2 separate regions of the Mus musculus genome follow, and region 2 is linked to region 1. A link is a loop called in an ENCODE intact Hi-C map of the cell type or tissue named here. Cell type or tissue: heart. All regions are shown on one strand.

Region 1 (8,000 bases):
TCCAGAGATTGATTGATTGATTGATTGATTTATGAGTACACTGTAGCTGTCTCCAGACCCAACAGAAGAGGGCATCCCACTACAGACAGGATTATAGATGGTTGTGAGCCACCAAGTCATTGCTGGGAATTGAACTCAGGGCCTCTGAAAGATCAGTCAGTGCTCTTAACCACTGAGCCACCTCTCCAGCCCTTGTCTGGGCTCTTGAACACAGCAGCCTGGCTCCATTCTGGCTACCCTACTTCCACTAATGCTCAATTCTCAATATAGCACTTAGACCCTCCTGCTAACACATACATCACTAGAGGAAGGAACAACTTATTCAGAATTCTAAAAACACTTCAGAACCTACTTTCTTCTATTTTTCAACAGAAATGAAAATCGTGTCTCACTTCCTTTCCTTTGAGATCAGGGAGGAAGGAAGCGAAGCTGGCCCAGGTGAGTAATGATGACGGTTATGCCACGATAACCTGAGTTCAAATCCCTAGCACCCAGATAAAGAGCTGAGGAAGATGAGTGTGTGCTTATAACCCCAGTGTTGGGAGGCAAGAGAGACAGGCAGATCCCAGGAGCTCAGTGGCCAGCCAGATCAGTGAGCTTTCGCTTTCTTAAGGGAGTAATATAGAGAACAGAAGAAAAAGTCACTCAGCATTCTCTCTTGGCCTCTGTATGTGTACATATGGGCCCATCAACCAAACACCCACACCCACATGCATGCCTCTCTCACCAGACAGACAGACAGACAGAGAGAGAGAGAGAGAGAGAGAGAGAGAGAGAGCTGGCTAAATGCCAAACATAAAATGTGTTCCCATAAAAATTTCTGGAAGCCAGGCAGTGGTGGCGCATGCCTTTAGTCCTAGCACTTGGGAGGCAGAGGCAGGTGGATTTCTGAGTTAGAGGTCAGCCTGATCTACAGAGTGAGTTCCAGGACAGCCAGGGCTACGCAGAGAAACCCTGTCTCGGAAAACCAAAAACCAAAACAAAAAAACAAAACAAATTAAAAAAAAAAAAAACCCTTCAGGGAGGGGCTGGAGAGATGGCTCAGTGGTTAAGAGCACTGACTGCTCTTCCAGAAGTCCTGAGTTCAATTCCCAGCAGCCACATGGTGGCTCACAACCATCTGTAATAGGTTAAGATGCCCCCTTCTGGTGTGTCTGAAGACAGCTACAGTGTACACGTATGCATACAATAAATAATTCTTTTTAAAAAAGCCAAAACTTCAGATAACTCTCATTAAGGCATCTTTTCCCATCAGAGGAAAGATGACCCAAAGGGAACAAGTACCCAGAACACCAGGCTCAGGGAAGGGAGGTTATAGGAAGTGCAGACATTTGTTGCCTTCAGCAGCTCTTGCCTTCCCCAGGAGATTGGTAACAAAGAGTAGCAAGTGAAGGGAGGTTTGAAACCTTCTCATGGGAACAACATAGCTCTGAGATGTTCTCAGTGTTAACAACTCTACAGCTGGTGCTCACAAGCTGTCTATAAAGACTGCACATTTCAAGTCACCCTTGTGTCTGTAAATAACAGCTGCATCTTTCCACTGCCACAGGCAGAAACCCTCAGTCACCCTGACTGGCTTCCTGTGAGCCCGTGCGTGCCCTCAGGAAATGTGTCCTCACTGTTCCGTGCTGGGACATTCTTTCCCTGATTACCACAGAGCACTCCTCTTACTTCCAATCCTGAGACCTTCTTCTTCTTCTGTCCCGGAACAGCCTACAGGAAAGGCAAATGGCTCCCAGTACTTCCCAGGACCACTGTGGTAGTCTTTCATTTCTTGTGTCTAGATGCGCTGGCTGCTTCTCTGCATCAGAACACAAGCTCCAGGGACAGGGATCTTATCTACCACTGCAGAATCACCCCACCTTCCAACGGCTGGCACACGATTGACACACCGTCAAGACTAATGTTTGCATAATGGTCAGGAATGAAGTTAGAACTTGTGCCTCCAGGGTCCCCAATGAAGGAACTACAGGAAGGACCCAAGGGGCTGAAGGGGTTTTGCAGCCCCATAGGAGGAACAACAATATGAACCAACCAGTACCCTCAGAGCTCCCAGGGACTAAACCACCAGCCAAAGAAAACACATGGTGGGACTCGTGTCTCCAGCTGCATATGTAGCAGAGGATGGCCTAGTTGGTCATCAATGGGAGGAGAGGCCCTTGGTCCTGTGAAGGCTCGATGCCCCAGTGTAGGGGAAGGCCTGGACCAGGAAGCAGGAGTAGATGGGTTAGGGAGAGGAGGGAGGGGATAGGGGGTTTTGGGAGGGGAAACTAGGAAAGGGGATAACATTTAAAATGTAAATAAAGAAAATATCTAATAAAAAAAATAGAACTTGTGCCTTAGCAAAGTTATCATTTACTCCTTGTTACCCACGACACCCCACTAATACAGCTCACAAAAACAAAATATTGTACAGGAAGAAAATATTCTTTTTGGTGTGTATCGGTGGAAGGTTTTAGGCCTAAGTTTTGGAGGCAAATGGAGATCCCTAGAATGAATTCAATGGAATGTTCTTTATATTATCATAAAGATGGAGGCTATCTGTAGACTTATAAGCTGCAGGGACGTCACAGGTTTACAGGAGAGACTTTTTTAAAATTAAGTTTACCAACTCTGCAATCAGGGTTTCTCACTAAAGTCATGAATTTCCCTATTATTTTCAGCTGGTAGCCTTGGCTAATCTCATAAGAAGCTTGATTTTACAAGTTCTATATCCTAACATTCTGAATTGCCAAACAGAAGCCTCATCCCACCCCTCAAAACACACACACACACACACACACACACACACACACACACACACACACACACAGAATGCTTTAAAATAAAACAAAACACTAAAACAACAAAAAACCCTCACTCAAATCACTGCCTTAAGTGCTGATTTTATGACTATTCACGCTGCCATGAAACAAGTTCTCAGATTCAAACAGAATGTTTAAAAACAATGAAAGGAATGAGCAGACAAACTCTAATATTGACAGAGAATAAGGAAGAGAGGCCAGTGATACCCAAGAAAGCTACAAGGCGGACAAGATGGCTTGTGTCTGTCATCCAAAACCTGGGTGGCCAAGGAACAGGAGTTTAAGGTCAGTCTCAGCTACATACCAACTTCAATGCCAGCATGGGCTACCTGAGACCCTGTCTCAAAAATCAAATCAAGACAAAACTGCAAGTCTTAGATTGTTTTCCAGAAGTTAGGGAACTTTTTCAATGCAGTATACCTCCCTCAAAAACCAAGTACATCAGAAATCTATACAAAAGCCACAATTTATTTTACCTAGCTTTGCAGGTAAACAAACAAAATGGCACTTAACACCAACTGATGGCTTTTAAATTGTCGTTTGGCTTTCTATGTTTAGCTGAACCAATTACATGATGTGTGTGCGCGCGCCTGTGCATGACCGCACGTGCTAAACTCAGTCTGTCCCACTTCCCTCCCACCTTTCCCGCCCCCCACCCCCACCCCGCCCCGTACATCAGAAAGTTCTTAGGCAACTTTGTGCAATGGCGGGGAGAGAGGGCGAGAAGCTCAGATGCAAAGGAGAGCAGAGTGCAGAGCGCGCACTCAGGTGACCTCTCACATTTGTTCCCAGCTTGCTCAATCCCAAGGACAGCACGCTCCAAGCGCTGCTCATTCTTTCCACACCCGAGGACGCAGTCAATGCCTGTCTGGCGTCTGTTCCCCTAATCCCCCTGTCCCGCACTCGTCCTTCCATCCCGCTTCCCTGTCCCCGCCCCCCTGCTCCGCAAGTGTCCCCCGCCCCACAACCTGCCCCACACGTACCCCTCCATCTTCTAGCCCCCCACTTGTGCCCCATCCACCTGCTCCACACTTGTTCATCTACCTGTTCCACACTCCACACACACACATCCCCCTGCCTGGCACCAGTCCCTTTATTTTCTCGCTTCATACCCGTCCCCATCCACTTGCCTGGCTCGGATTCTCGCATTTCCCCCCAACCCCCCAGCCTCCGGGGACTGTCCCGCCTCCAACCCCCTGCCACCCCGCGCCCCCTTGTCGCGGCTCACCGTCGCTGCACTTGTACTGGCAGAGCCCGTCCTCCCCGCCCAGCAGGTCCAGCGCGGCGTTGAGGTACGTGTCTATCTTGTGGATGCCGTTGCGGATGGTCTTGAGGGTGGCCCTCCAGTCGGTGGTCTGGTCCTGTTCCTGCCCACGCGCAGTGGCCAGCAGCAGGAGGAGGAGGAGCGCGGGGCTCCGGGCGGGCGCGGGCCGCGGAGTCACCATCTGCGGGGCCGGCGCGGCGGGGCTGGGCAGCGGCGCGCGCTCCGGCTCCGGCTCAGGCCCCCGGCCTCCTCCGCGCTCGCGAGCTCGCGCCCCGTCACTGAGCTGCGCCGAACGGTGGGCCCGCCCGGGCACGCGCGCCGCTGCCCACAGTGCGCATGCGCCCGAGCGTGGGAGCCTCATTGCCCACGTGGTCTCCGGAACGCTCCCGTAGCTTACGGTCCTGCCTCTATGGAGTCTTAAAAACGCCTTGCCAATGCCCTAGACATAGTCATTGCTTTGGTTCAACACCACAGTGAATTGGTTTTGTTTTGTTTTGTTTGTTTTTTGTATTGTTTTTCAAGACTGGGTCTCTGTGTAGCCCTGGCTGTCCTGGAACTCACCTAGACCAGGTTGGCCTCGAACTCAAGAGATCCGCCTGCTGGGATTAAAGGCGTGCGCCACCGCCTCCCAGCTCCTAGTGAGGTTTGTTTGCTTGCTTGTTTTACAAAGCTCTCCTGTTTACCGAGACACCATAATTTAGAACGACTCCAGTAGCACAGCCTCCCTTGGGCTCCGCAGTCCCAGCCTTTACTGGACAAGGCCTGGGGTCCAGCGTAGAAAACTGTTTGAACACGGGCTGGCCTTGCACCCTACCAAGCCTGGATTTGCCTCCTGGGTTCTTGTGGGAACCCTATGATCAGCCGCAGTCCTAGCAGCGCAGCATGGTCTGGAGGATTGTTGAAGATGGAACTCTGCTCAATCTGCCAGAGCACTTCCTCCATTGCTTCTAATTCTAAGGAAGGAGAAGTTGGCAGTTATCCCTCCTTAAAATTCTAAATACTGTAGAGAAAAAGCTAATCACCGACTAGGCAGAGGAAAGGGAGGCAGGAGTGTGTCTTCCGAAGCGGGACAAATGCGGTAAGGTTACCTGGGACCAGCCCTCAGTTAATTTTTCTGAGACAGAGTCTTGGCCTGTAGCCCAGGCTGCCCTCCAACTTGCCTTGAACACACTATCCTCTCAAGTGCTAGGATCTTGGCGCCAAGCCTCTCTCTTTTCTATTTCTTTACACATTTACATCTTGCTGAATGTATGTCTTTTACCTTAACAATAACCTGTGCTCTGAGGACACGGGTTGCCGCGTGTCTCTCTCTGGGGATTACGTTCTCAAATGCCAGATTCTTTGGCACCTTTTCTCGTCTATTGCACACGGATGCAATAACACGACTGGTTAAACCGGATTCAGTTCCTCACTTCTCTTTATGATCTGCCATCCATGGCCACAGCAGTCACCTCATAATTAAAATAAAATCTCACCATTGCCACAGACTCAGATCCCCCTCCCTGGTACCCTGTCGTCATCAGTTTTGTCCCCAGACACTGTATTTTCTTTCCTTGACCCATCTAGAACCAGGGGCATTCTCCTTCCCCAAGGTGGCTTCTGTCTTCTTCAGTCTCCCTTGGAACAGTCTGGGATCTCCTGTCTTCCATATCTCATGTCAGCCCTCCACCCTCCCCTGCCTCTTCCTCCCTGCCTCCCATTTCAACTTTAATTCTTCAGTGGTTTCAAGTCTTGGGCACGAGGCCACACCCAGCTTGTCCTTTTCTCTGATGCACTATGGGTACCAGGACACGGAGCTGCTCTCCATCCTGTGTGTGGCTGGCCCCTCAAGCTGCAAGGCCTTTGGAAAGCTGCCTGAGAACCTCATCTGTGACTTCATTTTCTTCCCTGTTGCTGTGAGAAAGTACTCTGACAAAAGCAACGCTAAGAGCCAGTGAGAAAGCTCAGCGTTTGCTACATGAGCCTAATAGCCTCTTGGTACCCGAGACCCGCAGTGGAAGGAGAGAAGGGGGTTCCCCCAAGTTGTCCTCAGACGTCTACGTGCACCTACAAACACATCATCATTGTTATCATCGTAGCCGCCAGCAGCCACGGGTTCCTGGGTTCCTGAAAGGAAAGCTGGGGATGGATGGGAAGGACAGTGAGAGAAATTACGAGCCAAGACAAAGTTCTCTGATCAAGGCTCAATCTTTAATGCATGGCACTGAACACATATGGGAAAACCTAAGGACCCATCCCTTTGTTTCAGCTGGGTTCTGTTGCTTGTTTCAGCAGGATTGAGTTGCAAAGTAGGCTCTTCAGCAGCTCAGCAGCGGGCAGGCAGTTCTCAGTTCTCTGGCAGGAAGATGCAAATGTAGCAAGGCCAGACTCCTGGCTCCAGTGTCTGAGGAGGTTTGGAGGATTGGTGGTGCCATTGCCCTATAAATGATACTATGCCAGGTTTTTTATGTAAACACGGTGTTCATTTTCACACCTTCCCTTGTGGAATGTCCTGTAGCTCTTCTTCCTTCTTAAGGAGGGAAAGAGGGCAGGATGGAACAAGCAGGGCCAGAGCGAAAAGGAAGAAAAAAAGGAGGGAGAGTGGAGGTTCATCAAGCCCAGGAAACTAGAGACTCAATAGATTCAGGAAGCTCAGAAAGGTACGAGAGTCAATAGGTGATGTTTTTTATAGAAAGATAAAGGAATACGTTTGGTGGATGTATAGTCAGGTATGGGGGAAGGGGGTGCCTCTGTGGGTCCATGCTGAGGCATCCCTTCCCCCTGAGGGACCAGCCACTCGACGACGGTATAGTATGGACTAGAGTTTATTCAGGGCATGAGAGGGGAGTTAAGAGGGTAATAGAGACAGAGAAACACAGAGAGCAAGAGCAGAGGAGTAGAGGTTGGCCATGAGCACATGGAGAGAGAGGGGGGAGGGGAATGGGGAGAAAAGAAGAGGGGGCAAGCAGTCCCTTTTATAGTGAGCCAGGCACATCTGGCTGTTGCCAGGTAACTGTGGAGCAGAGCCTAGACAAAATGCTAACAATAGGTCCTTCTGGGGTAGTGTTAGCAGTAAGCAGCGGCTGGGAGAGGAGGCTATCTTCTGTGGAATTGCCTACAAATTGCGTAGTGAGCCCTAACGATGCAACTCCTCTGAGTTGTCATCTATACTTGGGTGAGCTTACCAGTGGTCCAGCTGCCTTAAGTAACTGCTCCCATAAGGAACCCCAGGATGCTCATTGCTTTATCAAGCTAGACTTGGGTGTGATCATTTCTTTGGTCTGCAGTTGGTGCCCTACTTGAGATCCATAGCTGCTTGTTCATGGTCTCTGAAGGGAAAACCACAAAATACAGATGGAAAATAACACACAGAGAATCTAAAAATGACCCAATGGTGGCAGATTTGTGCCTTGAACACAGTCTTGTGCAATTCTAATGTCATTAAACTGCCATCAAAATGTCATTCCTTCCTGAATAGTTAATGTAAACTATCTGTAAATAAAATGTGTGGGCTGAGGGTGTAGCTGTGTGTCTTTAGGCACTAAAAACCAACCAACCAACCAAACAAACAAACAAACACAAACCACCTTGTATGCTTAGCCGGAATATTTATTGTAGATTATATGGCAGAATTCTAAAACAGCATAAACTTGGAAGAAACTTTAGGACTAGCCAGTAGGAGTTGCTTCTTGCCAGCTCTGAGGAGAACTAACTATACAGTTTCATTTCAATTAAAATGTAACTCCTAAAAGAATAAATGTAGAAAGAAGGAGGTCATAGCTTCAGACATTGTGTTGAGAAACAAGAGACCTTCCTACGTGATAGCTAATCCAATCAAAATAATTGGCCACTCTGGTGTAAACACCTGGGAACTCGGGCTTCCCACAATTTTCTCCCCAGCTCACAATGCCCCAAACGTAAGTGACATTGTTGATATCCTCACAGACCAAGGG
Region 2 (8,000 bases), 50 kb after region 1:
TTTTAACCTTGACCTTCTTTCTTGTATAGCAAGCATTCTTATCCACTGAGCTATCTCCATAGCCCCATAGGTTCACAGTGAAAACATCACTCTCTATTCAAAAGGGCACTGTATTGCACAGCCGTGTGAATGAACTTAATAGCAGGGAATAATTTAAGAATAATGACGATTTATATTATGTATATTTTGCCATAGTTAAAAAAACTTTCGCAACTATTGTGTGATATAAAGTTTATTGTTCTAGTGTGTACATTCATGCATGTATATGTGTGTATGTAAATTTTATGCAGGGGCTGTGTAAATAGTAAAATTATTTAGAGCATTCCTCCATGGTCAGAATATGGGGCTATTCTAGTGGATGGAAAATGGAGCTATTTCAGGAGAGAGGAAGAGTCTAACAAAGACAAAGAAAACAAGGCAGCAATTCTAGCCTGATGGGGCAGAGGGATGGTAAGTGCACATACTGATTACTAATCATGTAAACGGCTTTAGACACACTGCTAAGGGAAAGTGCAGGGCTATGGGGGAGCTGAGTATGAGACTATACAAAACAGCAATGGTATTAGATTCACTATATCATCAAATGCAGCACAGACGGAAGAAGTTAAGTCAACAAGCATTTATTTAGTCTGGGGCCCAGAATGGGAGATGTTGCCTGTTGTGATGTTTGAGCATCTGAATTCTTAGACTATATTGAGTGATTTGGAGTGGCAATGAAAAAGGGTAGCAGTGTCAAAAGGCTGAACTCAGCTATGACAGTACAAAGGTACTTCACAGGAATCAACAGAAACCCATCAGGTTTGATTAGAGATTGCCACAAGCCTAGAATAGAGGTAGGGATAGTGCTGATTATATGTGTGTGTGTGTGTGTGTGTGTGTATACATATATATATATGGTGTGTATGCATGTAAAATTACATATGTAATTATTACATATATTATAATTCAGTATTTTATAATTGTATGTTCTATATTACATATATTATATTATAAATATAATATATAATTGGATATATATGGTTATAACATCTAAATTTAAAGTACATTTGCCCAATTTTTAAAAATATTTGGAACTGGTGTGTACTTTTTCAAGAAGTTTACAGTTTAGAGTAACTGGCATACTGGAATTATTAATGTTTCTATATCTTTTACAAAGATCTTTCAAAAATCTATTCACAATAATCCTCTGATATGCGGATCAGTCTCTACTTTCTTTCAAATAAAAGGTGATATTGTCAAATGCCAAGAGATGTTTCAGACAATACAGATACAAAAGAAGTCAACCAAATTTAAGAACTAGAGGTCACTTCTTTTGTGATGAGTGAAGTTTTAGTGATGTAAGGAAACCGATGTCGGAGATGAGAGTGTTAAGGAGACGGGAGGTGAGGTGTCATCTATAGATGGGTGCATAGTCTCTCGGAGTTCAAAACGTACTTGATGAAGACATTGAGACCATATTTAAAAATGGTTGCCTTTCTGTCATCTCACACACAAACACACACCCTTTCCTATTTAATAATAACAGAACACGGACACACAGGCAACTTCGACACACACCCTTTCGTATTTAATAATAACAGGACACACACACACACAGAGGCAACTCCGTTGGCGGTGACAGGTTCCGACGTCCTGGGCTGAGCACCGCTTGAGTGGCCAACACTCCGTGGAGCAGAGTCAGGTCGGGACCTTCTCGCAACCCAAGAAGTGACAGAGCCCGGCGAGTAGCACCAACTGCAGCCAGCACGCTTCAGCGACGACACGCCTCACCAGCTGTTAGCACGGAAGGACTCAAACAACTCCGTTTCCAAGGGCAACGCGCCGCCACACTTCCGGAAACGTCGCGTACGGAGGGCGCTGCGATTTTGCGTCACTTCCGCCACCTCTAGCGCGGTGGCCCTTGCGTGGATGAGGTGGGGGCGGGGGGGGGTCACGCTGGACGCTATTGTTTCTCTTCCGGTGCTGTGTGCTCTACTCGGTAAGGCGTTGGGACCGCTGCGTCCGGTAGTGACGGGCCCTTCCTGCAAACCAGCCCTTCCAATTTCTAGTCTGGTAACATTGGACGGCTACGGTGGCCGAGGAGGTTTGAGCGCGCCGGAAGTGTCCCTCCGCGCGCGCGCGCCGGGCTAGGCTGGAGACGCACGTGGCGCGGTGAGTGCGGCGGAGGGCGAGCGAGGGTGAGGGCACCCGCGGGGCGGGATGCGGTGGAGAGGCATGGGATGCGGTGGCGAGCCACGGGTCGTGGGGCTGGGGCGAAGACACCGCTCTCTCTGCGCTCGCCACTTGGCTGTGTGGGCGAGTGGCAGGGCGGCGTTTACTGCTGTCCCCTTCTTGGTGGCCTGAGCGAGGCGGAGGGGACTTAGATAAATGATCGACCCGCGGTGACCGGGAGGAGCGGCCCGTCTATTTCGCCAGGCCGGAGAGAGCATGTCTTTCCGAGGCGGAGGTCGCGGAGGCTTTAATCGCGGTGGTGGAGGCGGAGGCTTCAACCGTGGCGGCGGCAGCAACAACCACTTCCGAGGGGGCGGCGGAGGCGGCGGCGGCAGTTTCAGGGGCGGAGGCGGCGGCGGCGGCGGCAGTTTCAGGGGCGGCGGCCGAGGAGGATTTGGACGAGGGGGCGGTCGTGGAGGCTTTAATAAATTTCAAGATCAAGGGCCTCCAGAACGTGTCGTCTGTAAGTCGTCTTCTGAGCTTAACCTCCTTTGCATTGGGAATAGAATCCGGTTTAAGTTATTAGTGCGTTTGTTGATAAGACTCCGAAAGGCAAGTCGCTTGAGTGCCCTGACACGTATAAGGGACTGATCATGAGAACCGAAATGCAGTGTGGAGGTGAACTTGAGTTGGGACTGAAAAGATGAGACTTAGACAACATTGAGTACCTGGCTCCTTCTAAAGGGCAGAACACTTTTTAGGATTAAGTATGATTCCTTAGTGATATAGTTGAAACACAAAGCCAAGTTTTTAGTTTTCGTAGCTCATATTTTCAGTTACCAGAAAATACCTACAGAATTCACACTCCATAACCATGCAGCCTAGTTTGAACACTCATTCCCTTGCACCCTGCAAAATCATGTTGTAAATAAGTGTGTGTACTATCTTGTGTAGGGCCACATTCATAGTTCCCTGGGTTCCATGCTGCCTGAAGTCTGTGCATTGGACACACGGATGGAGAAGGGATTTCAAAAGAAATATAAGTAGAACTTGGCTGATAGTGAGAAGAAAAGGTTCTAGTTGTTGCTAAGGTTGGGGAGTTAGTTTTGTAGGCGAATGGTATTAATCCTGGGTTACAGAAACAGAGGTGCCTTGTGTTTGCACACTTCCCAGGAAGGGATAATCACTGGTGAAGAAGTGGTAGTGGTGATGAGTTCTGAGAAAGGAGGGAGGGATCAATAAAGCCAGAGTGGTTCACATTTGAGGCTGGGGAGGAAGAAGAGTCAATGGAACGTAGCATTGAATGCAGCTGTAACAGCCATGACAGGGTAACTGGTGGACAGCGAGTGAGCACCATTGTAAGCACCTAGTTTGTTGTTCCTGTTGCTTTAGCATCAGGTGTGGCTGCAGTTAGATGTGACTGGCCTCATTTTACAGTGTACAGACAGAAGGGGAGTCTCTTTTAGGTCCCCTGGTAGTGGCATGCTAACTTGGGACTACAGTGTTGACAGCTGAGCTCTGCCATAGAGGGGATCAGATATGGGGAAAGACAAGTGGCAAAGCCCACTGGATTCCCGAGTTGGTCAGTGTTTGCAGTGGCCTCGTGTCTGTTCTGTGCTGTTTCAGTGTTAGGAGAATTCATGCATCCCTGTGAAGATGACATCGTGTGTAAATGTACCACCGAGGAGAACAAGGTGCCCTACTTCAACGCCCCTGTTTACTTAGAAAACAAAGAGCAAGTCGGGAAAGTGGATGAGATATTTGGACAGCTTAGAGATTTTGTATCCTTTCTGATTGGGTGAGTCAGCAATCTTGTTAAGAATTATCGTGTCCCTTCCTCCCCAGCCAGAAATATCAAAGCAAACTCACTGTTTCATTCAGTGAGATAGCAAAGCTACAGACGAGTCTCACGGAGGAGGATCTGTAGGGAGCGCATCCGTCCATATTTAAAAATGATGCGCCAAGGAGAGATGGCTGTCCTCTGGGTTCTGGGAGTGGTGGCCATTTGAATACGTGCCACCAGATTGTATTGGCTCTTCTGTCTCTTGGGTTTTTGGTTTTGTTTTAATTATTTTAAAGAAAATGCCATTTCTACTTGGAAATTTCTTATAGCTAGGCATTCTTAGTGTCTTTTTCCTTAATTTAATTAATAGTATTTTTCAGTTAAGTTGTCAGAAAACATGAAGGCATCTTCCTTTAAAAAGCTACAGAAGGTGAGTCATACTTAAATTAAGATTTTGGATTCAGAGGGGGTGGTGTGTGTCTTCCTTGAGACACTCACAGCTCCTCCAGTTCGTGAAGTGAAGTGCTGAGGCTGTTCCACAGTAGTAACCAAGCACTGAGTTACCCAAGTGTCTCTGCTACAGCCCTAGCTGGCCCGGAACTCACTTGTTGAGCTTACATTGGCTTCTGACTTTATATGACCTTCCTGCCTATACCTCCTAAGTCCTGCAGTTACAGTGTGTGCTGTCACACCCAGTGGAAGCTTACCAGTGCTGAGAAGTAACAATGAACCAGTAGTCCCAGCACTTGGAGGCAGAGAGATGGCAGGAGAGCAGCTTTGAGTCTGGCTTAGGCTACGTAGTGAATTCCAGGTCATCTTGAGATGCTTGGCATATGTAGATAGATACTAAAGGTTTTCACATATATCTGTATTTAGTCTTAGCCTTCCTTGAGGTGGTGCTTTTGAAACTGGAAGCTAAGAGTCTTACACCTGGTGTGCATCACAAATACCTGAAGACAGCTCTTAAAATGGCATCCTTGAAGATCCCATTCTTATAAATTTGACCCAGTTGCCCTTAAGTAGCACTCACAATGAAGTTTCAGGAAAGAAGGCTGGAGAATTTTGATGTCCTTAGACAAGTACTTCAGCACTAGGCTGCCAGAGAGGGGAGTGTATTCTACATGGAGAAAACTGAAGTGTCTGCGATGATGGGGTAGGGAAAGTTCTCAATTCAAAAAAGGCTGGCGAGGTAAGAAGGAGCTTTATACATCCTGAGAAAGACTAGATTTTAGTTTTAACATTGTTTCTGAATACTAGGGTGAACTTGATCTTTACATTGGTGCTCTAAAAGAGCACGGGAGTGACAGAGAAGCCCTCTAGGGAAGGACCAGCAGTGTAGGCTGTAAGAAGCCACAGTTGCTATGGGGTAAAGCTGGAGTCCATGGAAATTGAAAGGAGGTGGAGCTGTGAGCAGAGGAGGAGGAGTCAGTTGGTGTGGTAACTATCACCATTGTTAGGTGTTGGATTCCAGCATCTTTGTGCCTTATGATCCTACTCACTGACTTAGGCAGCATTGGAGAACAGAGGTTGAAAAAAGACAATGAATTTCATTTGGGGTATAGTGAGTTTAAGATAACTGAGGTCGGCAGAAGATTAGGCGTTCACGGGTGAGTATAGGTTAGAGATAATGCTGGGAGGTGGTCGATGAACAGACACTGTCTAGGAAGGATGGCCGCAGTGCAGCACTCAGGAGAGCTTCAGGCCCCATCTCAGATTTAAACTACTGGCACAGGGTTACAGGAAAGGTGGCTGCTCACCACAAGCATGCTGTGCAAATAGGGATAGAAAAGTAGACTAGTTTCCAAGAGGAGTGCTTAGCTGTGGTCAAGTACACATACTATTCAGAGGATTCAGGAATGGGTAGTCAGCTGTCAAAGAGCTTATGGAATGGCGGTCCCAAGAGCCAGATTGGAACTGGAAAGTAGATGGAGACAACTTGCTAATAGCAAGTGACCACTGGTTGTAGATGGAAAAACTAATAGAATACTTTCTTAAAATAGCTAATTTACCAAAGTCTTCCCAATTGTACTATAATTCAGATAATTTTCTCTTGGCAGCTCTCTTAAGTGAAAATGTAAATTTTTAGGACATTTTTTATTTAAAATAGGGTTGAATTTGCCTTATTTTTATGTGTTTTTGTGCAGTCCACAGCACTGTCTTATGTGTCTTTTGATCTTCACAGAAATTTGTGATAGGTACTTTTATCTACATTCTATATATAAGAAACCTAATTAGAGGGAGGAAAGACTAAGTCCTTGTCCAGAACCATTCAGTATAAACGCCAGGAGTGGGGTTTGAACCTAAGTAGATTCACCTGTAGCATACTGCCCTTGTCATACTAACTATCACTCAACTTGCAGTTCTATATAGACCCATACAAGCTGCTGCCGCTGCAGAGGTTTCTGCCTCGTCCTCCTGGTGAGAAAGGACCTCCCAGAGGTGGCGGCGGTGGCGGCAGGGGAGGTCGAGGAGGAGGAAGAGGAGGCGGTGGCCGAGGTGGTGGAAGAGGTGGTAAGTTACTGTGAGGGTTTTAATGAGATTTTGTAGCCACAGTTTAATTTTGCACGTAACCAAAATTCTCTTACCTTTATTTCTCTCTCATGCATCAATATGGGTAGAAGTGCTTTGTTTCCATAACTTAAATAGAAGGAAGAAAAATTAGCATTACCTTTGAAGGATTTCAGACATTTGGGTTATTCGTGTTTTAATGGAGGTGTTAATAAGAGCACCCTCACCCATTGCTTAATGACAGATATGTTCTGAGGAATGCATGGTTGCATGCTTCTGTGGTGTACATTACACAAACACTCTTGTAGAACGTCGTCACTCCCTAAGGTCCCTTGGTGCAGTCGAGTAGTAAGATGGAGTCAGGTGAGATGGGGCAGGCTGCTCTAGGTACGCTTCCTTTGATGAGATGTACTGTAAAGTCGCAGTGTAAAGGAACAGAAGTGAATACACAAGCTGCAAACAGTTTTTAACTATCATGGAGCATTGTGTGCTGTACATAACTGTGTGCTTCACTTCTGTACGACTGGGCTTCTATATTCCCTCATTGCCATGAGCATGTGAGTAATGTCTTACTCTAATGTGCGGTGGTAGAATTTTCCCCCTCCATGGTGTGGGAGACTTATGCATGACAGACAGTTCACTATTTATTATATGACTGTATAAGACACCCCCTCCTCTTTTGGTTTTACAAGGCTTTCTCTGTATATCTGGCTGACCTGGAACTCTCTCTGTAGATGAGACTAGTCTCAACACACAGAGATCTGCCTGCCTCTGCCTCCCCAGCTCGGGGATTAAAGGTGTGCATCACCATCGCTTGGCAAGAATTTTTTTTTTAACTGAATTATAATTTTTAGCTATCAATGAGTAGTAATTTGATTATATGCCAAGAGGTGGTCGTATATGTACTTACTATGCAAGTTTATTCTTTTAGTTCCTTCAACAAGTTGTGCATGCAGTGATCTCTATGTACATGCTGTCACACATGCAAGCACACATGGAAAACAAATGTGAGAAATGGAAGAGGGGCTAGTCTTAGTGCCTTACTGCCCCACTGGGGAAATTGCAAGTTCTCTATTTTTATCCTTTAAAAGGTTTTGTAAAAATATAGTAGATGAATTTATATTTAATTTTTATGATTATAGGAATTGTAGAATCTTTACAGTTTATCAGAAAATGAGAGGCTATAATTAACATCTGTTTCCTTTTTAAGGTGGTTTTAGAGGAGGCAGAGGAGGAGGTGGGGGCTTCAGAGGAGGAAGAGGAGGTGGCGGATTCCGAGGTGAGTGTGACCAGAGATGTCTTTAAACAATTGGAACTGTAGCTTGATACTCTCTGTTGTTTATTTCCCTCCACCAGCAAGCATGGAGAACACTGATATTCTTGGCTTAGTTTATGGCTCTTTACTACACAACTCTTTATTGCTTTCTCTTAGTTCTTCAGCAGGTTCCTGTGTTGTGTTAGTAATTTGAAGCAAATGTATAATACAAATGGCAGTAGTGTTTGTTTGGTAATGTAAATGTACAGAGGATCACAGGAATCCCTGCTGATTTTAAGGTTC

The links. A loop is a pair of places that touch in the nucleus more often than their neighbours do. Peaks named below come from ENCODE experiments on the same cell type or tissue, not always from the same donor. Only the 100,000 strongest peaks of a DNase experiment are listed, where the experiment ranks them.
Region 2: it touches region 1 in a loop (4-fold over the local background); 16 of 42 quality-filtered maps call a loop at or near these places.

What each region holds. Positions count from the first base shown.
Region 1 is chr3:129,874,968-129,882,967 of GRCm38, reverse strand. Cfi (complement component factor i) reads right to left here. Exons shown (of 14, transcript NM_007686.3): 14 at 7,636-8,000. The coding sequence ends at 7,830. It overlaps Pla2g12a (phospholipase A2, group XIIA), which reads right to left and starts at 4,362. Exons shown (of 4, transcript NM_023196.4): 1 at 4,033-4,362. The coding sequence starts at 4,249. In heart, a CTCF peak has its summit at 4,037; DNase peaks (open chromatin) are centred at 3,617 and 4,367; H3K4me3 peaks cover 1,967 bases; H3K27ac peaks cover 1,684 bases; H3K27me3 peaks cover 566 bases.
Region 2 is chr3:129,825,269-129,833,268 of GRCm38, reverse strand. It overlaps Gar1 (GAR1 ribonucleoprotein), which reads left to right and starts at 1,873. Exons shown (of 7, transcript NM_026578.3): 1 at 1,873-2,151; 2 at 2,416-2,674; 3 at 3,778-3,932; 4 at 4,305-4,364; 5 at 6,295-6,445; 6 at 7,653-7,721. The coding sequence starts at 2,428. In heart, no CTCF peak of the experiment used is centred here; a DNase peak (open chromatin) is centred at 1,958; H3K4me3 peaks cover 2,684 bases; H3K27ac peaks cover 2,002 bases.